Linked DNA regions of Homo sapiens: region 1 is linked to region 2. The links are chromatin loops, found by intact Hi-C in ENCODE. Cell type or tissue: CD14-positive monocyte. All regions are shown on one strand. Each heading gives the region's core, and the rest is flanking DNA. Links, peaks and the distances in the headings are about the cores only.

Region 1 (15,551 bases), core at 3,999-11,998, 48 kb after region 2:
TAGATTCAAGGAGTGGGGACTTAGATGCCACTTCTAGATGGGAGGAGTGTCAAAAAATTTGCAGCAATGATTTAGAGCCATCACAACTCCCTCCACAGACCCCATGCCCCATCATTCCACTTACCCTGTGGCTCTAGTCAAAGCCTCCACCTGGAATGGTTTAGATACTTGAAGAATCTCACCTTTAGGTCAAGGGCTAGACACAATACAGGTACTGATGCTCCTAACATTGTGTTTAATAGAGAATTAAGGGCGAAACTTTTTTTTTTTTGAGACGGAGTCTCGCTCTGTCACCCAGGCTGGAGTGCAGTGGCGCGATCTCCGCTCACTGCAAGCTCCACCTCTTAAGGGTGAAACTTTTTGACTAGCTTCCTAATGTTTTGAAATTTCCATTACATTGCCAGAAAAGGAATCAAAATATAGTCTTGCCTAGAAAAGGAGAGAAACCTTACTTTTGGTAATCCTTGGACCAGCATATTACCAAAATAGAAACTTGGACACACAAGATTAAAATGTGGGTCTAGTGATGAGTTGAGAGAATTGTTCCAGGATCAAGGCCAAAACCCAGGTTCTCCAACGAAGGCATAAGATCATAGCAAACTGCACATCAAAATTCACTTGATTCTGTGTCATTATCTTCATATCCTCCTGGGTAACTGCATGGTTGGTCTTGGAACCGAGACAGCTAAGCCTGGTATTGGGTGCTTTGCTTCTGTTCAGGAAAGAATGTGCTGCTCAGCAAGTTATTGATCTTCAATAACACTGACCAACATACATTTGTTGAGTAGATCCTATGTTTCAGGCATTGTTAGGCTCAGGGCAGATGTAGAGAAACAGATAGTGTTTTTCCCTGAAGGAGCTCAAATCTCATAGAGGAGATAGCAATAGATGAGTGAGCAAATAATCACAATACCATGTGATAAAATAGTATACCTGATCACCTCAATAGATGCAGAAGAAACATTTGACAAAATCCAGCATCCTTTCAGATTAAAACTCTCAGCAAAATCGGCGTACAAGGGACATACCTCAGTATAATAAAAGCCATCTATGACAAACCCACAGCCAACATAACACTGAATGGGGAAAAGTTGAAAGCATTTCCTCTGAGAACTGGAACAAGGCAAGGATGTCCACTTTCACCACTTCTAATTCAACATAGTGCTGGAAGTCTTAGCCAGAGCAATTACACAAGAGAAAGAAATAAAAGGCATCTAAATTGGTAAAGAGGAAGTCAAACTGTCACTGTTTGCTGATGCTATGATTGTATATATAAAAAACCCTAGACTCCTCTAAAAAGCTCCTATAACTGATAAAATAATTCAGCAAATTTTCCAGGTACAAAATTAATGTACACAAATCAGTAGCTCTCCTGTACACCAACAGCAACCAAGCTGAGAATCAAATCAAACTCCTTTTACAATAACTGCAAAAAATAAAATACTTAGGAATATACCTAACTGAGGAGGTGAAAGACCTCTGCAAGGAAAACTACAAAACACTACTGAAAGAAATCATAGATGACACAAACAAATGGAAACACATCCCATACTCACAGATGGGTAGAATCAATATTGTGAAAATGACCATACTGCCAAAAGCAATCTACAAATTCAATGCAATTCCCATTAAAATACCACCATCATTCTTCACAGAACTGGAAAAAAAAATTCTAAAATTCATATGGAACCAAAAAAGAGCCCACATAGCCAAAGCAAGACTAAGCAAAAGGAACAAATCTGAAGGCATCACATTACCTGATTTCAAACTATACTATAAGGCCATAGTCATCAAAAGAGCATGGTCATGATATAAAAATAGGCACATAGACCAATGGAACAGAATAGAGAACCCAGAAATAAACCCAAATACTTATAGCCAACTGATCTTCAACAAAGCAAACAAAAACATAAAGTGGGGAAAGAACACCCTATTCAACAAATGGTCCTGGGATCATTGGCAAGCCACATGTAGGAGAATGGAACTGGATCCTCACCTCTCAGTTTATACAAAAACCAACTCAAGACGGATCAAGGACTTAAATCTAAGACCTGAAACTATAAAAATTCTAGAAGATAACATTGAAAAAAACCTTCTAGACATTGGCTTAGGCAAGGATTTCATGACCAAGAACCCAAAAGCAAATGCAATAAAAACAAAGATAAATGTCTGGGACTTAATTAAACTGAAGAGTTTTTGCATGGCAAAAGGAACAGTCAGCAGAGTAAACAGACAACCCACAGAGTGGGAAAACATCTTCACAATCTATACATCTGACAAAGGACTAATATCCGGAATCTACAATGAACTTAAACAAATTAGCAAGAAAAAAACAAACAGTCCCATCAAAAAGTGGGCTAAGGACATGAATAGACAATTCTCAAAAGAAGATATACAAATGGCCAACAAACACATGAAAAAATGCTCAACATCACTAATGATCAGGGAAACGCAAATCAAAACCACAATGCAGTACCACCTTACTCCTGCAAAAAATGGCCTTAATAAAAAAAAATAGATATTGACATGGATGCGATGAACAGGTTACATTTTCTACACTGTGGGTGGGAATGTAAACTAGTACAACCACTATGGAAAATAGTGTGAACATTCCTTAAAGAACTAAAAGTAGAACTACCATTTGACCCAGCAATCCCACTACTGTGTATCTACCCAGAGGAAAAGAAGTCATTATATGAAAAAGATACTTGTGCACACATGTTTATAGCAGCACAACTCACAACTGCAAAATCATGGAACCAATCCAAATGTCCATCAATCAGTGAGTGATAAAGAAACTGTGGCATATATATACACGATGGAATACTACTCAGCCATAAAAGGGAATGAATTAATGGCATTCACAGCAACCTGGATGGGATTGGAAACTATTATTTTAAGTGAAATAGTTCAAGAACGGAAAACCAAACATTGTATGTTCTCACTCATAAGTGGGAGCTAAGCTATGAGGATGCAAAGGCATAAGAATGACACAATAGACTTTGGAGACTCAGTGGGAAAAGGGTGGAAAAGGGTTGAGGAATAAAAGACTGCAAATAGGGTTCAGTGTGTACTGTGCAGGTGATGGGTGCACAAAAATCTCACAAATCACCGCCAATAAACTTACTCATGTAACCAAATACCACCTGTTCCCTAAAACCTAGGAAATAATTTTTTTTTCTGAGACAGAGTCTTGCTCTGTTGCCCAGGCTGGAGTGCAATAGTGCAATCTCGGCTCACTGCAAGCTCTGCCTCCTGGGTTCATGTCATTCTCCTGCCCCAGCCTCCTGAGTAGCTGGGACTACAGGTGCCTGCCACCATGCCCGGCTAATTTTCTGTATTTTTTTTTTAATAGAGACGGGGTTTCACCGGGTTAGCCAGGATGGGTCTCAATCTCCTGACCTCGTGATCCACCCGCCTCAGCCTCCCAAAGCGCTGGGATTACAGGCATGAGCCACCGCGCCCGGCCAAAAAAAAGTTTTTTAATTAAGTGCTAAGTGTTATAGGTGCACAAAAACGGGAGTGATCTGTTTTAAAGCCTTTGGTAAAAGACGACTTTTGAGCTGAGTTTTGTCAGGTTAAGAAGATAGCAAGAGCCTCTTGAATAGAGAAAACATCCCGTGAACAATATTGAGGTGCGAGACTATGTTATATACAAAGAACAATGGATAATCCTATGAAATTGGGGTGTTGATTTTAAGGAGGGTGAGGTGGAAGTGAAAGCTAGAAAATGGATTTGGGTCGGATTTTCAAGGTTTTTATATTTCAGGCTAAGTTTGGGGGTTTTACTCATAAACAATAGTCGAGGATGCAAAAGAGTAGAAAATGTGGCAAAACATGCGTGCTATACAAGCTGTTTTTCATCAGTGAGGCCAAGAATGTCCTGCGACTCAGAGCTTTGTCATCTTTGATGTTTTGCAAACCTCTTTTGGAGCCAGACTCCAACTGCAAATTTCAGACTTTCTCTTATGTTTATGACCTTGTATTTTTCAAAAGGTTTAAAATTTCACATTGCTGCTATGTTCCATCCAGTGAAGGCAAGGTTACCTGCCAGAAATAATCTGAAAGGCAAACAGTACAGTTTTACCAGTTTCTCTGTTATGTCATTCATTTCCAAGTAAAGAATAGATCAACAAACAGACAAAATCCTTTTTGTCCCCAGACAGAATTTAAAAGGTTAATTTTATACATGTTGGTAGATTGTTTTCTCCTACATGTGGTACAAACCACCCGCTAGAGGCAAATTACTTAAATCAGCTCTCGTAACCACACATACATATTTATGCAGCCAGCAGTGGGAGGTGTGGAGGGCAGGGGGATTCCAGGTGACTCAGTATGTCTGGCATCTGGGTCAAGAATTTCAACCGATGGCAGAGGGGTTGCCACCATAATAGGTGCTGTGTATGAACTGCCACCAAATCACTGCATGTGATTTGTGCCGTGTGAGGTCCTTACAGATCTGTTTTGAGGCTAGGCAACCCTTAATGTGAAGCAGCTTTGATTTTTTCCAGCTCATTCAGCATGGACGGCCTGGAGGACTTGCTTTCCTGCTAGCTTCTTAGGTGTCTAACTCCTAGTTAGTTGTGGTAAGTCTGTCCTGGAGTTTAAATTTTCCCAGTATTGACATAAATCACTGCACATTGGAAAATTTCTAGGTGGCTCAACTATATGCAGCACATGGTGCCCAACGTGGGGGAACGTTCATTTTTCTCTCCCATTTCTTTTAAGTGAAACTGCCATGAAAAGTAGACATTGAACTGTATTTTAATCAGTATTATTCCTCTTTCTTGCTGTGGAGATATCCAGTTACCTTGCACTGACAGATCTTTGTCTTAGGAAGATCCATCTGCTTAGCCCCTTTTAGCAAAGGGCCCAGATGTTGCTGCAAATAAATTGCAAACTGGCACAAAAGCCAAGGAGATTCAAAGGAGAAGGTTAGGAATGCCAAGCCCCTTCCTTCTTTGAGATGTTAATAAAACATCTATACTGGATTAAACTGGCCACAGTACAAGGCCACGAGGCAGACAGCACTATGACCCCATGGAGAAGCTCACCTCTGGAGAGAACAATGTGGCACAAGATTTCAGTTTCTTCCCATGGCCTGGGTAGTCATGGCAGATGGTTCGACACGGGCTGATGTGGGAGACCCTCCTCTCTGACCCTCCTAGACACTCCACCACTGTGCGTGGCCTTGAGGAAATGACCAAGAGTGAGTTTAAACCATATAGTTCTCTTTCTCAAAAACTTTTAGTTTTTGACTTAACATCTTAAATATAAACATCCCAACTGGATATTCAAGGCCCCAAAATCTGACCCTGAAGTTCTTTTCCCAGGTTGTTTTTCCAAATGACCCCTACAAGGTTGCTCTGGTCGGTCGACTTGAATAGCCTGATATGCTCCTTTCTCACCTCCTTGCCTTTGCTCGGTTGGGAACATTCTCCCTCTTTCTACGTATCAACACCCCGCTCACCCTCTGAGACCCAGCTCATATGTAACTTCCTCCAAAACTCCTCTCCTAAATCCCTCCCACCAAGATTTCCTTCTCTGGTTTACTTTTCTCTTGCACGTTTCCACTGCTCTTCATGCACTTATGTACTGGAGCCTCATCTGTTTTTAGCCTGTACACTGAAAGACACCATTGTAGGTACTGTGAGTTGCAGCCCAGAAACACAGGAGATCTGTAAACGGTTACTGAATTGCAACAAATTGTGTTGTCAAAGGTCACACAGCTGGTTAGCGATAGCAACAGAGGTAGCAATCACCTTTCCTGACACCTAATCTGATAGTGTCAGTAAAATAAACTGGAATCCTCTTTTCTTCTAAAACTTACATGTATCGCTTAAAAAGTATGACATGTATGGTATATATCATAAAAAATCTTTTAATATGTCTTTATCACTTCTTTCTGGCTATAAGTAACCCTCCCAGTTGTCAATGAGAAGCGTGTTTACCAGGCAGAGAGAGCATGCAGCATGCTGGTGGGTGCAGCAACGCTGTGTTCTGCCCAGATCTCCTTGGATCCCCTGTAGGAGTCTGTGCTCCTGTTGGACTTCTGTGTGCCTGTACTTCTAAATGGCCTGCAACGGCAACTCACCTTGAGCCCTGCCCTAGGGTACCAGAGCCATTTTTCCCACACACAGAAAACTGTCTGCATACCTAGGAATGTATGTTTCCTTGGGGTGGCCCTTAGTCAATGAGTGATTGGTGTGGATGTATGAAAGACCAACTGCCTGGCCTCCAGTTGGGACAAGCTCTAAGGCATAATTCATTCTCCTGAGCTGCTCTCCTGCAGGAGCAGGCGGGAGCTGGGACTTTGCCTGATATCGTGCCTTCGCTCAGATCCTTCTCATCCCTGTCCTGCTTCTCAAACTCCCCCCTGCCCCACCCCGGCCTCCTCACAGGCCACTTTCTCTATACATCCCTTGCCCATGAATCCACATCTCAAGGTCTGCTTTGGAAGAACTTAAACTAAGGCTGTGTTGTATGGAAGACAATGGAAGATGGAGCAAGACTTAATCATTGCTCACAAAGACCAAAATCAAATGGAAAGTCCCCTCTATGGACAGTTGACGTTCCTAAGTGGCTCTTTTTGGCTCACAATCAGAAGCATCCAGAGTTCAAAATGCACAGTCCAGATGATGACACACATGAGGACTGAGGCTTTGTAAGTCTCACATTAACACAATATTACATTTGGCCACATCCCCTGGCCTTTTGACTGTTTACATCCTCAGAATTGAGGGGTGTTTGAGAAGGCCTGCCACCAGGAAGAGTGCCGGTCACTGGATTATTGAGTGACATTGGACTCTGCCTACTTTCCCAAAGTGAAAAAGTCTGTTACTGCAGCAAAGGCAGTGCTGAGGAGCGAAATGTATGTGGATGACATTGAATATAATTGACCATCATTTCCTATTTGCCGTCTTCCTATGTCCACAGGCTGGAATACCAATATTGCCCAATCAAAGGGCAACTTCTCTGAAAGAAATAGAGAAAAGAGTAGGATGCAGCTCTATTCCTGGGTGCTCCCTCTCACGTGGTCCTGAGGCACTTAGCACTTTCATAATCACTGTTGTAAGAACCTGCTTCCTTTTCTTAGACTGTGAGATCTCTGAGGACAAAAACCCATCTTGCACGTGACTGTGTTTCCAGAGCCTGGCACAATGCCTGGCACTAAGTAGGTGCTCAATAAATATGTTCTGACTCTACATGGGAGCCCTTTGAACATGAGGCTGGGTCCCTGGAGTCTGATCACATTAGGTTTACCTTCTTAGAACGGATATAGATTAAAGGATTCTGGAGTTGAGGCTGTCCCTGCTATGGGCCACAGTCGTCACATACCAGAGAAATGGCTGCTCCAGTTGCCTCTTGAACCATTTCCAATGTTTCTGCCTGCTAAGTTTTAGTAAGAAGTGCTCCTCCTGGAGACCCTGAAGGAGGCACAGTTTCCTCAGACCTAGGAAATCTTGGAGGAAGGCTCATTAGAGTTCCCTAGCTTAAAAAAGAAACAAATTTGACATGGTCTGAATTCATTGTTCTGGAAATTACAAGACTTATTTTAATAGAAGCAAGTCCCTGGTCCAGGAGAATGGAGACCAGACTCTGGAAGGGAAGAGAGTTCTGGAAGGTTGTCTCTGCCTTGGATTCATCTTTGCAGTCTTACCACCTGAACATTAGTTGTAGTGAATGTCACTTGTGTTGGGTGCCTCTGAGAGCCAGATTGTTCTTCCTCCGAATGCCCTGTGATTGAGCCACTGGACTGTGAGGTCCACCAGTAGGACCTGTTTCTTTCTCCAGTACCCAAGGAAGAGTTACAGAATCCTGATGGGGGCCATCAATAAAATCACAATTTTCCATCAGGATCAAATACTTGGGAAGTGATGCCAAGGGCAAAATAAGAAAACTAGAGCTGAATGTTTTTATTTATTTTTCAAGCTAAATATCTGTGAGAGGTTTGTAAAAACATTTACTATTTTTAATATTCTCATACCTTAAAAGTTGAAGCCATCTTTGGCTGCCACAGGGTAATTAGAAGCAGTCTGCTTCCTCCCTGTCCAGTTTCCCAGACGTTGGGAGAGTGGAATGTTGGCTGAAGAAGGGAAGATTGTGCAATGCTTTTTATTTTTTATTTATTGCTAAAGAATTGATACATTGTTTAATAAGTTCTTTAAGAAAATTCTATTCTCTGATTTACCTTCCAAATGGCTTGAGTGGTGATGGAAGATTTAAGTCATTTTGTGTTTTTTAGCATTGCAGTCCATATCAAATTCCATACCTTCCTTAGTATACTTATTATTTGCCCAGTAACATATAGAGTAAGATCCATATTCCCAAGTCAAATTCTGAAGAAAGGTCTACTTTTAGATTTATTTTTAGTTTTTTAGTTTGTTTATACTTGACACCAAAACCACAAAATATTTGTATGAGCCAACGCTCAAAAGAGTGCTTCCATAAGCTTGTTACTAGAAGTTGCTTTTGGTCCTAAATTGCCAAGGAGGCAAGACTCCAAACATAGGTTTCCTGTTGGGGTCCTTGGGCAATATTACTTTCTGCCAAATGCCCTTTTTGGGGATTAACTTTTTTTAAAGCAACAAGTTAGAAAATAGTGAGTGTATTTTAAAACAGCTGCAAATATATGAGTTAACAGAGTTAGAAATGAGGTTGTCAGTTACCACAATTCATCAGTTCTTCATCCAATAAATATTTATTAAGTATCTATCATCTTCCAGGAACTACATGTTGGTTTAAGCCAAATTTAACTTTAAGATAAATTGAAGTTTACTATTGCCTTCCAAATAGTAAATGTTACAGAAACAGGAACAAACACTAGGTTTTAAGATAATCACAATAATTTTATTCCAATAGTTTTCAAGGTGACTGGTTCTGTTAAGGGGAAAAAAAAACCTTTTGATAAAGAAGTAGACCAGGCACAGTGGCTCACGCCTGTAATCCCAGCACGTTAGGGGGCTGGGGCAGGAGGATCATTTGAGCCCAGGCAAAACAGGGAGACCTCATGTCTACTAAAAATTAAAAAAAAAAAATTGGCCAAGTGTGGTGGTCTGAGCCTGTACTTCCAGCTACTCTGGCAGCTGAGGCAGGAGGATGGCTTGAGCCAAGGAGATGGAAGCTGCAGTGAGCAGTAATTGCATCACTGCACTCCAGCCTAAGTGACAGAGCAAGACCCTGTCCGAAAATTAAAAAAAAAAAAAGAATTAGGCAAAGTCAAGGCTATCATTTTAATATCTACATTCCTAAGCTTTTCTCCTCAATAATCATTTGAAGTAGACAAAAGACGAAAATAAGAAAGTAAGAAGATCTGATAACTCCATAGGAAATTTTACCCAACAGAATACTTTCTGACAGCAAATTAAAATTCTAAAGCCATAGAGCATCTACATAATGGTGGCCATCTTAGGACGGTGAGTATCAGTATCAATCACTTTATATTGTTGGAAACATGCACATCATACATTCAGGCATTTAATTTTTTGATAAAGACTTAATGTCTACAAAAATGCACATTAATTCATTTTAAAAATGATTATTTTATTTCTAATTGACACATAATACCTGTACATATTTATGGGGTAGAATGTCATGTTTTGATACATATATTATACATTGTGTAATGATCAAATCAGGATAATGAGCATAGACATCACCTCAAACACTTTTTATTCCTTTGTGGTAAGAACATTCAAAATTCTCTCTTCTAGCAACTTGGAAGTATACAATACGCTATTGTTGACTATAGTCACCCTACTGTACCCTGGAACACCAGCAGTATCCATCCAATGGACCTGTACCTTTGTACCTGTTGACAGCCTGTCCCCATCCCCCTCTCCTCCTTACTCTCCCCAGCCTCTGATAACCACCATTCTACTATCTACTTCTATGAGATCCATTTTTTTATATTCCACCTATGAGTGAGATCATGCAGTATTTGTCCTTATGTGTGGAGAAAGGGGAATTCTTATACACTGTTGGTGGAAAAGTAAATTAGTACAGCCATTATGGAAAACAGTATGGAGTTTCCAAGAATTAAAAATAGAAGTACCACGTGATTCAGCAATACCACTGCTGGGTATATATACAAAGGAAATGAAATCAGTATGTCAAAGCGATATCTGTACTCTCATATTTATTACAGCACTATTCACAATAGCCAAGATATGGAATCAACCTAAGTGTTCATCAACAAATGAATGGATTTTTTAAATGTGTTATATACATATGATGGAATACTATTTGGTCATAAAAAACAAAGTCCTGTCGTTTGTGAGAATATGGATAAATCTGGAGGACAATGTGTTAAGTGAAACAAGTCAGGCACAGGACAAATATTGCACTGGTTCTTGACTTGTCTCCCTCTGTGTAGTAATTCAGAGTCTATGGTAAAATGAATAAATGCTTTTTTCCCCCCTAAAAGATCCACTAAGCATCACATGTATACACTCTTGTCATCTCATTCAGGAATATCAAGTTAACCTAATCTTTTGCTTTCAGCTTGCTTTTTGGAAGCACTGATTAAATCATTTACACTAGGTATAAAATAAAAATTTACATAAAAACATTGAAATATGTAATTTGTCAATGAAATATCGAGTAGTGGCATTTAAAGCACTCTGTTTGCTGCTGGATTTGGTAAAGGTGAATAGGATACTGAGTCTGCCTTCTAGAAGCTTGTAATCAGTGGGGCTGACAAACTCAGACAAGAACAATTCAATGTGTGCTAAGGAGGTTTGCACAGAGGAAAGAGAATTAACCCTGCCTGGGATGGAAGGAAGGGTGAGTCAGGGAAGTTGATACTTAAGAGGTGACTTCTGAGTTTGAGTTGATTCTGGGAAGTTGAGTAAGTGTGAGTCAGAAGGATTAGATGAGAGAAGAAGATAAAGAGGAAACTCAAGAAGCTATAATAGAAAAGATAGGCCGGGCACGGTGGCCCACACCTGTAATCCCAACTCTTTGGGAGGCGGAGGCAGATGGATCACTTGAAGTCAGGAGTTTGAGACCAGCCCGGGCAACATGGTGAAACACCACCTCTACTAAAAATACAAAAATTAGCCAGGCCTGGTGGTGCCTGCCTATAGCCCCAGTTACTTGGGAGGCTGAGGAAGGAGGATTGCTTGAGCCCTTGAAGCAGAGGTTGTAGTGAGCTAAGAGCATGCCACTGCACTCCACCAGCCTGGGTGATGTGAGTGAAACCCTGTCTCAATAAATAAATAAATAAATACAAAGATAGACATGTGTTTATATAATATTAAAAACTCATATCATGCCAGGCACAGTGGCTCACACCTGTAACCCCAGCTTTGGGAGGCTGAGGTGGGACGATCACTTGAGTCCAGGAATTCCACACCAGCCTGGGCAACATAGCAAGACCCCGTGTCTAGAAAAAGCTTAAAAATTAGCTAGGCTTGGTGGCGTGTGCCTGCGGTCCCAGCTACTCAGGAGGCTGAGATGGGAGGATCACTTGAGCCCAGGAGGTAGAGGTGTAGTGAGCTGAGATTGAGCCACTGCACTCCAGCCTGAGTGACAGAGGGAGACCCTCTCTCAGAACAAAGCAAAACAAACAAAACTCACAAAACCCCAAAAACCTCATATCATACAAGAAGTTTTGGACAGAACAGGTACAAGGTACAATATTGTTGATACTAGAATTTACTTACCTGGAAAAAATATTTTAATTCAAATAATGCTGAAAAATTAGTATCAACATCATTTTATACAAAGATTTATTTTAAATTGGCTAGAAGTACATACAGTCTGGGTGCGATGGCTCACGCCTGCAATCCCAACACTTTGGAAGGCCCAGGCAGGCGGATTGCTTGAGGTCAGGAGTTCGAGACCAGCCTGGTCAACATGGTGAAACCTCATCTCTACTAAAAATACAAAAATTAGCTGAGCATGGTGGCAAGCACCTGTAATCCCAGCTACTCGTGAGGCTGAGGCAGGAGAATCGCTTGAACCTGGGAGGCGGAAGTTGCAGTGAGCTAAGATTGCACCACTATACTTCAGCCTGGACAACAGACAGGGCAACACTCATTTAAAAAAAAAAAAAAAAGTACATATAATATGATCTCATCTTTGTAAAAAAAAAGAATGGCATGCACCTGTATAAAATGTATGTGTGAAAATGCATTTGTGTGTTTACATATTTATTTAAATAGCATTAGATGAGCATTGGTAAAACTATGGAAGAAACAGTCATGTAAACAACATGGTTTCCTTTGGAGAGCGGCTCATGTGAGAAGAAGGGGAAGAAAGAAGAAAGGGTGAGCTAAGAAAAAAAGGGAAAAATATAGCTTAAAAGGTGTGATTACATCTATGCATGTATACATATGCATACATGTGTACAATATAGGTATATGTATATACAGAGTGTTGGGGGGGGAGAGAAAAAAGACAGAATGGTTTATAAGAAAAGAAAATGACATACAAACTGAGGGGCATTCGGGGCAGATTGGATACCTTGTGTGAAACCACCAGCACATTTAAAAGATTGCAGAGAGTCACTGCATAGGGTGTGGGTGAGACCTGCCTTTTCACTTCTTCAGTATCTGATAGTCCTATCAGCTATCACTGATAAATGTAGGTGGGGTGGGTGATTTTTCCTTTTAAGCCGGCTGATGTTTCTTTCTTACAGGAATTTATAACCCATATCTTGGCCTTGTCATTGGCAAAGAGGAAGATTTCTTTCCAAAGAGGAAGATGTTAATCTTCAGGCCTAGATTTTCTGGTTCATTATATCATATGACATCAATAGCAAGGGAATCAGAGAGCACAGGCCTCTGGATCAGCATCTGAACCAGCAGGATGGAGCACTGGTACACATCTGGCCTTGCCTCAGACCCACTGGAATCAGCTCACCTTACCTCTTCACTCTCAAGAGTCCCATTTGCAAAAGAGAGCTTACACTGTGTGCCTTGGAGGAATGGCAAGCAAGCACATGACAAATTCTCATAAACAACCTTGATATAAACATGCCAGCTACAGAAGGCATGGTTCTGTTCCCTGCTGCCCTTAAGCTTCCAAGTAAAAGTATTTCTTTTGTCTACTCGAATAATGGAAATACTTTTCATAGGTGTATACATATGTTTACTAAATCAATTCTATGTATTGTCTTCTGCATGTCATACCTGCTGCTGTCACAGTTATAATTAAGTGTTACTGCAATTCAAATGTAGAGTAACCACTGTCAGCCTGAAAACTGGGCTGAGAGGTAGGGAAAGGGATTGAGCCACTCTGAGCCACACTGATTTCATAGGTTTTAAGCATGGGTGAGAGAACCAAAAACCATAGCCAGATGAAGGCAGAAGAGAAATGGTGTTAAATAGATAAAATTGGACAAAGAAGAAAAGGGAATAGGGATTAGGAAGGAAAGATATGGACAAAGGTAGGAAGATAATCCAGGAGCCACTACAATAACTGAAAGGGACCCTTTCCAGTCATGTCTGTCTATTTTGCTGTGAATGAAAAATAAAGGGCCTGTGAGGCAAGATCTCAGCCAGGATCACAGAGGGAGTCAGGAGCCCACAGGTGTAATGCTGTTGAGCTTGATCCCTAAGCCAAGCTGCGCTTTCGGCTTTGCCATGTACTAGTTGTAAATTATTTAACTTCTTGTGCCTCTATTACTTCATCTGTATAATGGAGATAAAAATGTCAACAATAATATCTACAAGAGCAGGCTATTACAAAGATAAAGTGAATAAATTGGCATAAAGTGTTTATGACACTGCTAGCACAGAGTAGGTACTGTATATGTGCTAGTCCCTATTATTTCCTGTTTTCAGAAGGTAGAAGTAAGCACTTTCTACTAGGATCTGTGAATCCTTTTCCCTGAAGGCAGACAAAATATTTAAATATTTGGAACAAAGAGAATTAAAAAAAGAAACATGCAATGTTTGCAGAATTCTTGTGAGAAGTTCCTTCTCAACCAAAAAGTTTGCTTGCATGTTGTTTAATGTTTTCATTAGAAAACAGTGTCTTAAATGAGGAAGGACAATTGGTATTGAGTCTGTAATAAAAGAGGAAAGGGACTGTGACTAGAGGCCGCCTTGGTCTACCATTTCTGACCAAGGCGAGGTAACCAAAGGGCCCAGAAACTGTCACCCCACTGAGCTTGGCTGTGATTTGTGGACAAAACCCTCTTTATCCTTCTTTTTGTCCAAACTGAACTGAGTCAGTTCAGAAATCCTGGACTTCTCAGATGTTCAGCGTTATGTCACTTTGGCAGAGAGCAGAGGGGATGTCTGAATGCTGCTTAGCTCTGTCTTAAGTAGGAAATAAAGGGACAAGGAAAACCCTTTGACTGGGTTCTCTCTTCTTATCTGAAACTTGTGTCTCCTGCAACCTAAGTTTTCTACCTTCTTGTGATTTAAGTAACCAAAGTGAGGCCTAGATGGCACAAGGGAATGATTTCCAAAGTTTGGCCAACCTAAAACAGGGCCCAACTCAGAAAGGTAGAATTGAACATTAAAACATCTTTCTGGAGTTAATTAGGCATGGTGTATCACATGCCTTTAAAATATTTATACTCTTTCATACAGCAATTCTAAGTATTTATCCTAAAAAAAAACAGTAGATGTGCACAAATATTTTACTATTCAAGGATGTTCATTACAGTTTTGTTTTTAATAGTAAAAAATTGGAAACAATCTACATTTCCAAAAATAATCCTAATTAAATTAAGTATGATTCATGCATTTTGTAGACTCTTATGAAGAGGCTAAACAATCAACTATAGAAGAAGGTTTATTAATGTAGGAAAATGTTCACAATTCATTGGCAAATAAATTTTGCAGAAAACCTCAGTGATAGGTAGAAGAATCGAAGGATAACTAAACCCTCCTCGATCCGTACATTTTATCCTATAGAAAGAGGGACTATTTACAATGAAAATAAAATAAAGCTATTTATTAGATGTAGTGGAGTGGACAGGAAAAGGAAAGAAGAAATTGGTGTATACCAAATATTCCTGTTCTCCCAGCTGTCCCCAACTTGGCGTTCTCACAATTCAAGCATTCTCCCGTAGGGCTATGGACTGATGTTCCTGTCCCCCCACAATTCATGTGTTAAAGCCATAACCGCCAATACAATGGTATTTGGAGACAGGGTCTTTAGGAAGTACTTAAGTTTAGATGAGATCATGACGGTGGGGTCCTTCTGATGGGATTAGTGCCTTTATGAGGAGAGGGAAAGAGAGAGATCTCTCTCCAAGCAAAGGCCATGTGAGAGCCCAGTGAGAAGGCGGCCGACCGCAGGCCCAGAAGAGAGCCCTTACTAGGACTCAATCACGTGGGTGACCTCATCTCAGACTTGCAGCTTCTACCCATTACCCAGCTACAAAGCCACTTTACATGTTTAGGTATTTATTATAGCAGCACCCCTCTTCATGGTACCAAAATCTATTTGTCAGCTTGGGCTGCCATAAGACAATACCACAGAGTGGGTAGCATAAACAAGAAAAATTTATTTCCTCATGGTTCTGGAGATGGGTGGATATACCCAAGATGGATATGGCTGGTGTGGACATGATGTAAGTCCCTCTCATA
Region 2 (15,551 bases), core at 3,664-11,663:
GACTCTCTCTTAGGTCAGACTCTCTGCTGTTGGCTTTGAAGTACACTGCCATGTTGTGAGAGAAAGGAGAGGATCGCCTGGCAAGGAACTTCAAGTGACCTTTGGAGCTGAGAGTAGCCCCTGGCCACAGCCAGCGAGAAAAGGGACTTCAGTCATATGAACACAAGGAAATGAGTTCTACCTGTGATCTTTGGAAGCAGATCTTTCCCAGTTGAGCCCCCCAGATGCAAATGTAGCCTGGCTGACACCTTGCTTGCAGTCTTGGGAGACCCTAAGCAGAGGGCCCAGTTAAGCCATGTCCGGCTTCTTGACCCACAGGAACTGTGGAGTAGTAAAAGGGTGTTGTTTTAAGCTGCTAAATTTGTGATAACTTTTTATGCGGTGATAGAAAACTAACTCACATGCCTTTTATTACATCTCGCTTAAATCTTAATCTTGCCTCTATTTCTCAATTGTGGATGTATTTACCTATTCAAAATGTAAGGTAGGCCGGGTGTGGTGGCTCACGCCTGTAATCTCAGCACTTTGGGAGGCCAAGGTGAGCAGATCACTTGAGGTCAGGAGTTTGAGACCAGCTTGGCCAACATGGCAAAACCCTGTCTCTACTAAAAATACAAAAATTAGCCAGGCGTGGTGGCGCGTGCCTATGATCCCTGCTACTCCAGAGGCTGAGGCAGGAAAATCGCTTGAATCCTGGAGGTGGAGCTTGCAGTGAGCTGAGATCGCACCATAGCACTCCAGCCTGGGCAACAGAGTGAGACTCTGTCTCAAAATAATCATAATCATAATCATAATCATAAAAAGGTAAAGCTCATCTAGACTTAATTTTGTCTGAACTTGACAACAACAGGACCATCAAGGAGGCAGAATCCTTCCCTGGAAAAAGGGGAAGACTTCATGTCACCACATTTCTACATATCCCCACATTTCTGAATGCTATTGTAGCCAAGCTGACAGCTGACCATGAAATCAGTACAAACACAGAACAATCCTTACACATTACCGTGATTTTCCAACTTTTACCAAAAACCACTAAGGCAAAAATGCCATTTAATGGTATGCATTCTGGGCAGTACTGCTTGAAAGTCCTGTTGGAGTAGGCAATGAAACTTGACTTAATATCTTGGTAATTAAAACTAAATTCTAAATTTTCTTTAGTAGGACTTCCTAGCACAATGTGGGCTGAGGGAATCCATCCATTCACTTAATCATTTAATGTTGACTATGAGGCCACACACAGTACTGGGCAGCAGGAATACAATGGTGATTAAGACAGGATACTTACCCTCGAGTTGCTAGAGGAGAAGACAGGCAGGTAAACTGATAATTACAAATCAATACAATTGAAAAGGGCTATGTGACAATCAGGAGACTGGAAGAAAAACTTGTCTCCAAAGATCACTATACTGAAATGTATTGTTTACCTTTGTCTATTGCTATTACTATTCTTTACATTCCAGATGTTTAGCACTGTCTGCATATCATAGGTACTCAATACTGTATTGGAACTAAGACAACATTAATTAAGATCATATAATTTTATATCTCACCTAAAAGAAAAAAAATGTTGCTAATGAAACTTTGGCATACCAGAGTTCCTAAACAGATTCTGGTTTCAGAAACGTTTAAGTGTAGAGGGAAATGCTCACCTTAGAATTGATTTATAGTATGTAATCACTGAACTCTTTTATTGGATTTCTAGGGCAAGTATGGAAGGAACAAATAGAGATGTCAGAGTGGATACCAGAAATAAAAGGTATGCTGTCGGCATGTCATCTAGCACTGCACACTGCTGACTCAAACCAGATTATCAAAGGAGTGACCTCCCAAGTTCTCACTGTAAGACAGACAAAGCCATGTGAGACGTCTTTAAACAGTTCTAAAAGTTGCAAGGTCCTAAAGCTATGAAAGAATGCAAGATCCCATAAAGTTTAACATTTTTTAGTTATTAGATAGAAAATACATTCACTTATCTTCTTAGAATCTCATCTAGTTCAGAGGTCGTTAAAGTTAAACAAATAGCCGAGCATGGTGGCTCATGCCTGTAATCCCAGCACTTTGGGAGGCCAAGGCAGGAGGACCCCTTGAGCCGAGGAGTTCAAGGTCAGCCTGGGCAACATAGCAAGACCTCGTCTCTACAAAAAATCAAAAAATTAGCTGGTTGTGGTGGTGCATGCCTGTGGTCCCAGCTACTCAGGAGGCTGGGATGAGAAGATGGCTTGGACAGGGGAGGTTGAGGAGGCAGTAAGCCATGATTGTGCCAGTGTCCTCCAGCATGGGTGACAGAGCAAGACCTGTCTCAAAGAAAAATTAAAAGATTAAAAAATAAAGTTAAGCAAGCAAATAAAAACATCTACTATCAAATTGGGTTACTTTGTGTCACCTAAAAATTCATATGTTGAAGTCCTAAACCCTTGTACCTCAGAATGGATAAGATCATTGCAGATGTAATTAGTTAAGATGAGGTCATATTGGGGCAAGGTGGGTCCCTAAATACCTGTTGTCTTTATAAAAGGGGAAAATTTAGACAGAGACATGAACAGGGGAAGAACACCACGTGAACATAAAAACAGAGATCAGGGTGATGCGTCTACCAGCCAAGGAATGCCAAAGATGGCCAGCAAACCAGCCAACCACCAGAAGCTAGGAGAGGCATGGAACAGTGTCTCTCTCATAGCCCCCAGAAGGAACCAAATTGGCTAAGACCTTGATCCTGGACTTCTAGTCTCCAGAGCTGTGAGACAATAAATTTCTGTTGTGCAAGCAACCCAGACTGTGGTATTTGTTATTGCAGCCCTAGCAAATGAATATATCCACATATCTGCAGAGCTAAAGAAAGGCCATATCCAATCACGTGGCCAGCCTCGGTGGGTGCTGCAGACTTCTGTGAATAGGCAGAATCAAGTAGCCTGAGTCAGGAAACAAAACCCTTTCAACATTTCAGAACCTGTGACACAATGTCTATAAAAAGACAGTCTGACAGGGAGAAGATCTCATGTCTGACCAAAATTTTTGATCATTAGAAACCTCTAATAATGAGGGTGGTAATTGCCATCCTTAGCAGATGGGCAACCTTAGTTGACCAGGATGGTAGCACTTTTCCCAGTTTTTCCATCCTGGGAAGATGAAGAATTAGGTATATGATGGTATATATAAGAGAATCAAAACCAAGATTAGTATTTTTTTTAAATTAGTGGGCTTTATTTATTTTTATTTATTTATTTATTTATTTATTTGAGATGGAGTCTTGCTCTGTTGCCCAGGCTGGAGGGCAGTGGCGCAATCTAGGCTCACTGCAACTTCCGCCACCTGGTTCAAGTGATTCTCCTGCCTCAGCCTCCCTGTAGCTGGGATTACAAGTGCACGCCAGCACGCCCAGCTAATTTTTGTATTTTTAGTAGAGATGGGGTTTCACCATGTTGGCCAGGCTGATTTGGAACTCCTGACCTCAAGTGATCTGCCTGCCTCGGCCTCCCAAAGTGCTGGGATTACAGGCGTGAAACACCACACCCAACTGATGTTAGTATGTTTTTTATGAAGTAAGAGTCAGTATATATTTGATATGTGCCAGGTGCCCTTTGTCCTCTCATAAAACTTACTACCATCCAAGCTGGAGAGGCACAGGGCTCATGTTGACCCATGAAAGCAGATTGTTATATTTTCAAAAATTTTGCAAGCTCTTATTAAACACTGTTCCAGTCCTTACAACTATACAAAAATGATAGCTAGCATTGTTGAAAACAACATGGCTGAAGCTGAAAGAGGTTTCAATTTAGGGACTAGAATTCGTACAAGGGTGGGAAATAGTTTAACAGCAGATGACATCAGATCAAATGGCAATACTTTTATGGAGAAAAGAGTTAGCAGATAGGGATGCAGCTCCATTTGTCAAATCATGGTTGAACGGCAGCCACAGTTGCAGTCACAGACACAAGAGTTTGGCAAAAATCAACAAAGGCATTCAGTGAGATTCAACTGACCACATGGAATTTACAATAAAGGGTATTGTATAGTTGATTATTACTTGGAAGTTGTGTGCTACATATATTTACTAACATTCCTTTTCTCCCACAGCCAGTTGTTAAACACTTACCCCACTAGGGAGACAGACCATTAACAAATACACGGATAATAAATACGGTAAATTCAGGTGGTAGTAAGAGTTGTGAAGGAATTTGAGCAGAGTGATGTGGCCGAGAGTGACTGATGGGTGGGAAAGTCTTATGACACGGGCAGGGTTGTGAATGGGGAGAGTTAGCCAGCACATGAGGATCAGGGAGGTTATAGGTAGAAGGAAGAGCAAGCCCAAAGGCCATAAGGGAGGAAAAAATTTGCACGTTGCTATCATTGCTATTGTTAGCAGAATCTGCACTTGAGACCCCAGATCCAAGGATTCCACTCATCCCTTTCTTTCCCAGTCTGTAGCTGGGCAGTTGCTCAGGGTCACGATCTATTTGGCCCTGAAAGAAACACCTGGGGTTCCTGACTTCCTCCACAACGTTTCAGACACTATCAGAGTTCTGTATGGTTTAGATTATAAATGTTCTATGTATTCCTTTCTTGTTTCTCTTCTTTGGTGGAATTTGAAGCCATGGAACCTATATTTTTCCATTTTCCTTGTTCCTAAACTATCTTTCTTACCCAGGTCTAAACTAGATTCCATTGGATGTCTGAGGTCCACCTCCAAATTTTCTCCCATGGTAGAGTTGTGTAACCCAAAAATAAAATTCTAAGCCCTCCAACCCTCTGAATGGACTCCTCCTCTCGGCAAGGGCATCCCAAAGTTAACCTGAAAAAACAAGTTCAGGCCATTATGGAAAGTGGGAGCCAGACATGCCTCATTATACCCTCTTCCTTTTTGGAATTACTGACAGAACAGACTCTTTAAGTCTGATAAGAAACATTTACAAGCTCTCTGAAGCCTGCTACCTGGAGGCTTCATCTGCATGATAAATCTTTGGTGTCCACAACCCCTTATCATAACCCAGACATTCCTTCCGTCCTTTCTATTGATAATTACTCTTTCAACTAATTGCCCAGAAAATCTTTAAATCCTCCTATGACCTGGAAGCAGCCACCCCATCTCCAGGTGCTTCCAGTTGTCCCACCTTTCTAGACTGAATGAATGTACATTTTACATGGGATGATTGATGTCTTGCCTTATGTCTCCCTAAAATGTATAAAACCAAGTTGTGGCTCAACCACCTTGGGCACATCAGGACCTCCTGCGTCAGGAGGTCACAGGAGGCTGTATCATGGGTGCATCCTTAACCTTAGCCAAAAAAATCTCTAAGTTCTTTGAGATCTGTCGCAGATACTTTTGGTTTACGGTTGTGATTCCTCCAAGTGCCTCATTGCTAGGCTCATTTAATGATGTGGTTGGGGCTAGCAATTCTTTTTTTCAGTTTGGCTTTGGAAATTTACAGCTCCTAAAGTCAAACCAAAGTTTTGGGGCAGGTGTTTTGATTTTATATACCTTCAGTAATTGCACTTACTTGGTCCTTGTTGGTTCCTGAAATTCAGATCCTGCCTAGGCTCTGGGGAAATGCTCAAAGGATGTTTCTTTGTCATATAACAACAACACAGTCAACTCTTAAATGTCATGACTGTAATTCATTCCTTAATGATGGTGCAAATGAGTTAAATCTTTCATATTGTAGACTTTTAACTTTGCAAACATCCTTTAAAAAGCCATTACAGGGATATGCTCACTCCAACAGAGAAGTGCTTTGGCTGCAGCATGAAATAGCTAATTCATAATTTAAAGTATGATGCCTCTCCCTTTTCCCCTTTTTAGATAGTTTATAAAAAGGGAAACTTTCTCCTGTGTGTGCTGAGGGGCTGGATTTTTCACTGGCTGTTTGCCTTCCGAGCACTTTCTTCATGGCCAGCACTTATGAGCAAGCCTGGTGTGTTTAACTTAGCTGGTGAAATGATCAACGGTAAACGTCAGTTGCTGACATTAGAGCCAGCTGCTTGAAGTGTCAGCGCAGCTGCTTTGTGAGATGAGAACAAGATCTTACTGCTGCTCCTTGTTCCGTGGCGAGGCAACAAGAAAATGCCCATTATGAACCAAGGGGCTCATAACACATTCATTTTTACTCCTTTTACCACCAGCTCAGATTTCTATAGAGTGAAACCTAAGTTCAGAAATCTGGAAGCAAATGCAAAAAAAATGTACCCCTGCTTCTGAAACTGTGCTCTATTACTCACGGATTTCAGGATCTGCTTTTTCTTTTTTTTGATTGTATGACTCACATAGATTTTAAGGAACCACCCATGAGGGCCCCTATGCATTTGGATAATTAAGATTCTTCCTGGGTGAAGAGCAACAGTCCCTTCTTTCTGAATGACTGAAGATTTAAGAGCTCTGCATGCCCTGAACTACACTGTCCTGCGGTGAGGCTTTGTTTTCCCTTGTTCTGGTCCTGCTGGACCTAGAGATTGGGGTGCGAAGGTGCTTAGGGTGCAACAAAGGAAAGAATTGAGCAGGCCTGGACAATGTCACCTCACCAAAGCGGGGGCAGAAGGCAGCAGAGGAAAGGTGCTTAGTGCAAGCCTAAGGATCTTGTAAGCCTTTGTAGCCCGGACTCTGACCAGCCTGTTGTTTCTTTAACATCCTGCATTCAAGTATTTGATGCAAATATGATTGCCTCTAGGCAAGAGAATATAAATATTTGCCGAATGTATAATTGAATGGAAAAAATAGCTGTGTAAGTGAGGACAGCGATGATCTCTTCTTGCCTTCTTCTCTTTGTCCTGCTCCCTCTCCTTTCTTCCTTGGTTTTCAAAGAATTCAAAACAAAACAAAACAAAACAAAACAAAATGTAGAAACCTGTTTTGTCCTGGGAGTGTAGTTTCACCAGCTCCCTGCTGTTCCAGTCTATCCAAGCTGTCAATCAAAGCAAACAACAGAAGTTGGCTAGCATTCAAAGGAAAAATGTGTTTTATTACACATTTTGACATATGTTGGATGATTTAGTAAGATCATGGTGCCTTGTCTCATTTTCGAAGACTTCCTGAGTTCATTTTTTTTTCTTTTTTTCATAACTTTCATTGAACTTTTAATGGCCTTTTTGTATTTTTCTCATGGAGGATGCTTCATTAATAGAGGGACTATGTCCAGTAGGAAAATATAAAGTGGTTTTTTATTTTTAGAGAAAACAGGTACTAATATGAAATGGATGAAGTGCCTTCCAAGCCCATGGTTTCCAGGCTGTGTACCAAGGTGCCCTGGGGTGCCACTGGATATTTTAGAATTGTAAGGAAAGCACAGTGATACCTGACACCCATTCAGGTACCACACAAACTATTAGCTCACGGTAGTTGACAGCGTCACCATTAGATTGTGCAACATTTCAACATTTCTTTTGATTATGTCATATTACTTGTGAAGCTGGGTCTACTGTGCCTATCCTGTGGCACTACGTGCAGAAACATGAAACAGGAAATGAGGGTGGTGGTGTCCAGTCTAATTCCAAGGCTTGAGAAGTGAGAAAAGAGGCTGGGCATGGAGGCTTACTCCAGTAATCCTAGCATTTTGGGAGATCGTGGCAGGAAGATTGCTTGAACCTGGGAATCTGGGACCAGCCTGGGAAACACAGAGGAAGACCTTGTCTCTACAAAAATAAAAATAAAAATTAGCTGAGTGTAGTGGTGTACAGTGGTAGTCCCGGCTACTCTGGAGGCTGAGGTGGGAGGATGGCTTGAGCCCAGGAGTTGGAGGCTGCAGTGGGCTATAATCATGCCACTGCATTTCAGCAGAGCAAGACCCTGTTTCAAAACAAAACAAAGAAATGAGAGAGAGAGAAAAAGAGAGAGAGAAAGAGAGAGGAAAGAAGAAGATAAAGAAGCAGAAGGAGAAGAAGAAGAAGAGGAAGAAGAAGAAGAATAAGAAGCAGCAGCAGCTAAGAGAAGAGAAGAGGCGAGAAGAACTTTTATCTGAGGAATCCAAATCCTTTTAAATTACCAAGCCCAGAGAGACATTAAAATCAAACAGCAATCACATTCTATCGCCTCCTTTGAGCTACATATTCATCTCTTGAAATTGCTTGCTATTGCTACAAGTATCTATAAATTAACCTAATAATGTTGCATCAGACAATACAACCCATACCCTATAGCTGAACAATGTATAGCCTATCACTAATCAATGTTATTTCTGTAAACTAATGAGAATTCCTGATAAATAACTTTGTATCAGCTTACTCCCTGTTCCTTTTTTTTTTTTTTTTTTTTTGCCTTTAAAAACCTGCTTATTAACAAAGTCCAAAGGAAGCTTGTATTCCAGGTTCCTAGGGTCTGAATCTCTGGGGCAGCTGTCCTCACTTTCACTCAAGTAAACTCTTTAAATTATATTTTGTGCCTCAGCGTCTTCCTTTTAGTTTGACAGAAGTTATGCAGTGTTCAACAGGAAAATGCATCCCATTAATAGGTAACTTTAATTATTTAAGAATGAAATAAAATTATTTTATTTCAATTTTTATATACAGTTTTTCAGACTAAGTTGTTAGGTCATAAATATTTATCAAGTTGCTTAGACCTAATTAACAAATAGCTCTGGTAGGCGTTTCTTTTGGTTTAGGGACGGGGCACTGAAAAATTTACTGAGACTCTGAGAGTGCCACAAACAAAAAAAAAAGCTGGGTAGTTTTGGACCAAGTTATCTAAGAAATAAATATGCATAAGAGCATGAGAATAACTGAGGAATATGAAATAAAACTTACATTGGAGATGAATATGCAAGGTACTGGAAATCTAGGGGCATGTGGCAGCAGGTATAGAAATGCCAGCTGATCCTTGGGGAGGGACTTTTCTGTGGCAGCGTCGTGACAGGGGTAGCGATACATGGCTCCCAGGCCACCTCTCATTTTGCCCCACACTATTGACGGATGTCACTGGTCCATTTGGACATACTTTCCCATGGAGTTTACATGCATCTTCAGAATCCTTCTCAACTTAGTGATTCAAGCAACCAGTGATCTATCAGAGGTGACACAGGAGACAAAACCTACTTACTCTTCCTGTTCTAAGTCAAATTCCCAGCCTTACAGTCTCAAAAACTGAAAATTTCTCATTCTGTCAGGACTTTTGTAGCACCTGTGATCGAGCCTGTCCCTGGCATGCAGAGTCATACTTAAATAATGAAGGGAATCCATTGTAGGAGCCAAATCCCAACTCCAGAATTTGTCCCAAGCCCCTGACCTACCCCCTGCCTGCTTTGACAGATACTCTTGGCTTCTCTCCCTCCCACCTCACCCATTCCGTGAAACCTCTTTAGTTGGGAGCTGGTGTTCAATCTTCTCCTCTGTGTTCAGTCCCCCTGGTCACCTCTAGACTCGCTTTGCTGGTGTTGACCTCAATAGCCCTCCAGGACACGGCTCTTGGGATCTATGCCCTGATGTTGCTGGGGTCTTAGGTAGAAGCCCCACCCCTCATTAAGCAATCTCAGGTCCCACTCCTCCCCAAGTCACTATTTCAGGGAGATGGTTTGGGTTAGACCTTGATGTTCTCAAATTTGGGAGAATTTGCTCAAACTAATAGGACTTGTTGTGATAGGTTAATGTGCTCTGTTAAGATGGATGGATTTTATTTAGCAGGCAATTGGTGGTTGCTCAGGTCTATCTGGGGAAAGTAACTTGGGTTGTATGATGGATAAATTGGAAAGAGAGCGTTCTTAGGAGAAAGGACCTGATGTTTTAGCTGTCTGCAATCTTAATTACAAGCTCTGAGAATATAGGAATAAAAATCAAGTGCTTTTTCTCTTCTCTCCCTCACCAACAATCAACACAGAAGACTTCTGTGACCTCTGGTCACTGACCAGTATGTAGGGATTTCTCCCCACCAACAACCAATCAGTTCTGCAGTGAATGCCAGCTATGTGTCTTATAATTCGGCTCTAACACTGTCTACCTGGAGATACCATCAGAACTCAGAGTTGAGCGCTCAGTCCCACAAGACTGTCCTCCACTTGTGATGCCAATCACACGCTCCAGACTGTTTGACCTGTCCTTCTGACTGACCGGCTTCAAGTTGGGGCTCTTACGATGCTCTCCTTGGATTTGATTAATTTGCTAAAGTAGCTCCCAGAACGCAGGAAAACACTTTACTCAACATTTTTTCATTTATTGTAAAGGACACAGATGAAGACATGCATGGGGCAAGGCACGTGGGAAGATTCACGGAACGTCCAGACCTTCTCTAGATGTTCCATTATCCAGGAACCTCCATATGTTCAGCTATCTGGAAGTTCTCTGAACCCAGTCCTTTTGGACTTTTATGGAAGTTTCATTATGTAGGCATGATTGACTAAACCCTGGAAGTTGAATGGTGGGGCTAAAGTCTGAACCCTCTAATCCTGCCTTGGTTTTTCTGGTGACTAGGCCCCATCCTGAAGCTCCCTAGGGGCTGCCAGCCACCAGTCATCTCATTAGCGTAGAAAGATACTTATTGCTTTGAAGATTCCAAAATTTTAGGAGTTCTATGCCAGGAAATGGGGATGAAGAGCAAGTATATAGTTCACTTTCACAATATCACACGAGCCAATCCATAATGGGGCTTCATGGCTGCACAGCAGTCCGATGTCAACATGCTAGAGAAATTTAGCATACATCTCCAGAAAGGACATATCTGTTCTCTATCCTGCACTGGTCAGACTCTGTCTGTGTTGCACTGTTCAGTTTCAAGAGTCAGATTTAAAACAGACGACGATGTGACAAAGACTCTCTCTTTGACCAAACTTTAGTCAGGCTCCCCTGAGCCCCTTTTTCAGTGAAGCTTCAAAGAACTTGGCATCCATCCTGACTTTGGCCTGTCTAGCCTAGTTGTAGCAAGAATCACACTAAGTCAGTTTAGCAAGAATCTCTCCACCCTTGATATCTGACCACTCTGGCCTGCCTTCAGCAAGAACCCTCCTACCCCAAATGTCCCCTATTTTTACTTTTCTATCCACTGACCCCTCACTCTGCCCCTTGGCTATAAATCCCCAGCTATCTTTGTTGAGCCTGATCTCTCTCTCCTATTGCAGTTTTGAATAAAGTCTTCCTTACTGTTGGGGCTCACAACACCATACCCCAAAATATGGCACCTTGGAAACTGAGAAGACAGCAGAAGCAGAAAGATCACACTCTGACCTTCTCCACCTTTTTCCCCTGAGGCCATAGAAAGAGTTCTCTGATCTACCTCCCCTGAAAGTGGGTCATAAGACCTTCATTCCAGAGGGGGATCTGCCCTATAGCCAGGCAGAAGATTCTGAACAAACAGGCCTTGCTAAGTTACCCCAAGTTTATTACCATTAGATCTGTCAAACAAACAAAATTTCAACATGTGTAGTTTAAAGATCTCATTGACTTTGATTATCAACTCATAAATTGAGCAGTATTCCATCTGAAGATGAGCTGAGCAGAGGAGATGGGCTTTATAGGCAAAAAAGGCAGAAGAAAGGAGAAGCAAGGAGCAAAAACTGGATTGGTCATCATAAAGTTACTTTTCTTATAGGCTTAAAACAGAGGGGACTTTCTTATCATGCTGGCTGAAGTAAACTGGGCCCTGTGTAATTGGTTGCTGTGAATCTACTGTTTTTTGGTGCAGGAACTCAGTCCAAAACAATGGCCTCCCATCAATTTTCTTTAACAGATTGATGAGGTTTGGATATTTGTCCCTTCCAAATCTCATGCTGAAATGTGATCCCCACTGTTGGAGGTGGGGCCTAGTGGGAGGTGTTTGGGTCATGGGGGCAGATCCCTCATAAATGGCGTGGTGCTGTCATTATGGTAATGAGTGAGTTCTCACTCTATCAGTTCATACAAGAGTTGATTATTTAAGAGCCTGGCACCTCCTCCCCCTCTCTGGCTCCTTCTCTCGCCATGTGACACGCCTGCTCTGCCTTTGCCTTCCGCCATGATTGTAAGCTTCCTGAGGACCTCACCAGATGCAGATGCTGGCACCATCCTTCTTATAGAGTCTGCAGAAGAGGGCCAAATAAACCTCTTTTCTTTATAAATTACCCAGTCTCAGGTATTCTTTTGTAGTAAGGCAAAATAGACTAATACACAGGTCATACCCTTTGTCCTCTAATCACACTTCTGCATAACCGTCCATAAAAATACAGTTTCCCTTGGGTCATTGAGTCTTCATTTCTGAAGGCTCTTGTGTCACCTAAAAACTTTGATGAAATAAATTTGTTGTGCTTTTCTCTTGTTAATCCATCTTTCGTTATAGGGATGTCAGCCATAAATCTTGCAATGGGTAAGGAAAAGATATTACTTTCTCTCCCCTATATTACCATTTTAACAAGTGTCAGAATAATTTTTTCTTTACCAATTTATACACTATAAGGTGTTCTGAAGGGGTGACCAAAAAGTGAAAATTCTTAAAATCACATTACAGTTATGTGCTGCATTGTGACGGTCCAGTCAATGATGGACCACATAAGATTATAATGGAGCTAAAGAATTTCTATTGCCTAGTGACGTTGTAGCCATCATAATGTCGTAGCACAACAAATTACCTTATGTTTAGGTATGTTTAGATACACAAATATGTAATCATTGTGTTACAGCTGTATCCAGTATTCAGTACAGTAACATGCCATGCACATTTGTAACCTAGGAGCAATAGGCTAAAGCATATAGCTATAGACTAAAAATAAAATGCTAAGCCCCTACTAACTGAACAGACACTCTCTTGGCCAAGGAGACCCCAGGAAACCTCAAAAATTGAATTCCCAGCCATGATGGGAAGGGAGGTTAGACATGTCTTGTTATGTCCCCTCTCTTTTGCAGTTTAGGCACAATTGACCAGCATTAATGTTAGAATAGAGATCATAAGATGAACAAAACAGTCTCTTTGTGACAATAAGACACCACATTATAAACAGGACCTAAGGCCATACCGGACAAGGGTTAAGTCACACACCCCTTATAGCTCACTCTGTATTGGTTAACAGACTTCCTTATCTCAACTTCAAACATTCCTTTCTTCTAAGTTTTTAGACAAAGCTTTACTCCTTTAACCAACTGCAAATTAAAGAATCTCTAAATCCATCTATGACCTGTAAGCCCCCGCCTCCCACTTCAAGGTATCCCACTTTTGGGGGGCCAAACAAATGCATGACCCCCATATATTTTGATTTTATGACTACCTGTAACTTCTGCTTCCCTAAAATGTATGAAACAGAGTTGTGACCTAGCTGTCTTGGGACCACTTAGTGAAGGCTTCTTGGGTTTGCACATTTCCCCAGACTATGGTCATGCATATTGGCTCAGAATAAACCTCTTTAAAATATTTTACAGAGCTCGGTTTTTCCACTAACATAGGCTAAGTAGGCTATACCATCTAGGCTTGTGTGAGTCCACTCTATGATTTTTGCACAAGGATGAAATTGCCTAATGACACATTTCTCAGTATGTATGCCCATCGTTAAGTGATGCATGACTTAGATTTGAGTTAAAGGTTTAGAGTTTTTTAAGCCTTAAATCAATTCTAGAGGATTGAATTACTAATTTCAAAATTGCATCAGATTGTTTCAATGTTACTTTTAGGGATAAATGTTAAAAACACTAATTCCATAATTAATCACCACAATTTAATTTTTGTGTCTCTCAAACTGTTTAGTTGTTTAAAAAAAAGAGAGAAACAAGGAAAGTGAGTGAATCCCATAGGTTTCCAATTAAATAAGCAGTCAATCTATAACATCAGAGATATAATTTAAAATAGAGCATGGATTATGGTCTGCCTGTATTTTAGTTTCTTGTGCAGTAGCGGGGCTAAGGGCTAGGAATCTGTCACATGGAGGCATATCTGAAAGTCTGGTGGGGGAATTTCCTTCAGGAGAGGGTCAGTAGGAAAGACCAAGGGAGCCTCAGGGCAAAAGAACTCAGGTTGAGGGAGGAGAGCTGATGTAGTCAAGCCGGAGTAAAACAGGGACTATACTGCTTACAGGGACTGTACTGCTTATCAGATTTTCTTCATCAGGGACTGTTGAGAGGGACCTGGGGAGACAGGATGGTAAAAACCAAAACAGTTCTATCAGCAGCTCTAGAAGCTGTTGGAAGAGAATGGCCACTGTACCTCACTCATTCTCGTTTTCTTCACCCCAAGGAGGCATTTGTTTGGGAACTGCGGCCTTGTGTGGCTCAAGCTCCAGCCGAGGAACAGATGGTGCAGCGAGAGGGTCTTGCAGCAACTAGACCAAGAAGAAGGACACGCAGATGCCATTTGCTATCATGAGGTCTGTTTCTGCCAGCAGAAGAGTGGAGCTTCACGCCGTGACTGACAAGATGCCTTGGCCAGCAAAGGTGATGCATTGAACTTAGGTGGAATTTCAAAAGAGCTGAGGTTCCTATAATTGGATGGATAAGACAGGATGTAGGAAGAATAGCTCTAGGATTATAACTTTGACTAACTTTATGTTCAAACTGGTGTTGCCAAGGAAAACATGATTACCTTTGTAAAGATATGGGTAGTGATTTTTAAGAGCCTGGGAACAGATTTATACGTCTTCCTAATCCTAAAACTCCCTGCCTGGTGCAATGCCTTGTACCCATAGGGGTTCATACAATGTTTGTTGATTTAAAGTAGATTTCAGAAAACATTATACAACAGTCATTTGTCTTTAAATCCAGTTCAGCAGCAATTAATAATAATCATAACCCAGGCATCTAGGCAATTTGTGCTCATTGTCTCATTTAGTGCCCCAGGCGACCCTGTTGAATGAGTACAACCTCCATTGACGAAGTAGAAACAGCGGCTTCCAGGTGGACAGCTTGATAAAGGCAGTGAAAGTCTGGCTCTCCTCTGCACATAGTACTTTTGAATGCAGATATGTGTAGACGTCCATAAACAGCAGACCTCAATTGAAAACGGGAAGCCAAGATTTGGAGCCAGGTCTGTTTGAGCATAAAGTGTATTGTTTCTGTCACTCCTTTCAAAAATGAGGCCTTTCTGAGCTTCCTCTAGTCTGCAAAGTACTGCATGATTGAAGAAAGAGGGAGAGAGGCTTCTTTGTCTAGAGGCCCACCAAATTGAACTAAACAGACAGCCGAATTTACACACGGAGTACTAGAGACTTCTGAGGAATAGAGATGGGTCAGAGAGCTCCCTTCATGACTGAGCACTGTCTGTGTGTCAGGTGCTGTTCCATGCACTGGAAACTACAGATGCACAGCCACACTTTGGATCCAGAGCCTCAGCCTTTTTATGCCTTTATTTTTGCAGCTGTGATATGTATTTTTAGGATTATTTAATGTATTTCTAGACCCCAGACAAGTCAATCTGATTTTAATGCTTCTCACTCGTGATTTCCTTATAATTTGGTGGATAATTGAGGTACCATGAAATAATAAAAAAAATGTGGATACCTCATGCATAATATATGTTTTTGTTTATTAATTTATCTTTGTAAAAAAGTAGAAAATGATGAAAAGGCAAAGAAACCATTCAATTCACCTATAATCCTATCACTGGCAATGACCACCTTACCAATGTCTTTTTTATACACACACACATACACACACACACACTTACAAAACTAGGATTATTGTCTTGTAAA

The links. Hi-C counts contacts between places; a loop is a spot of excess contacts. Peaks named below come from ENCODE experiments on the same cell type or tissue, not always from the same donor. Only the 100,000 strongest peaks of a DNase experiment are listed, where the experiment ranks them.
Region 1: a loop joins it to region 2, with 3.0 times the contacts of the local background. A loop is called at or near these places in 5 of 110 quality-filtered maps.

The regions. Positions count from the first base shown.
Region 1 is chr12:69,048,865-69,064,415 of GRCh38, forward strand. No RefSeq gene overlaps it. Among named protein-coding and RNA genes, the nearest start is that of TODL, 49 kb to the left of the region's middle. RefSeq lists an enhancer at 4,707-5,304. In CD14-positive monocyte, for the core only: no CTCF peak of the experiment used is centred there; DNase peaks (open chromatin) are centred at 4,327, 6,597, 7,047 and 10,817; H3K27ac peaks cover 3,028 bases.
Region 2 is chr12:69,001,338-69,016,888 of GRCh38, forward strand. TODL (transcript overexpressed in dedifferentiated liposarcoma) reads left to right here and starts at 6,322. Exons shown (of 3, transcript XR_001749099.2): 1 at 6,322-6,399; 2 at 14,102-14,298. RefSeq lists an enhancer at 6,106-6,799. In CD14-positive monocyte, for the core only: no CTCF peak of the experiment used is centred there; DNase peaks (open chromatin) are centred at 5,914, 6,244 and 7,414; H3K4me3 peaks cover 2,190 bases; H3K27ac peaks cover 3,692 bases.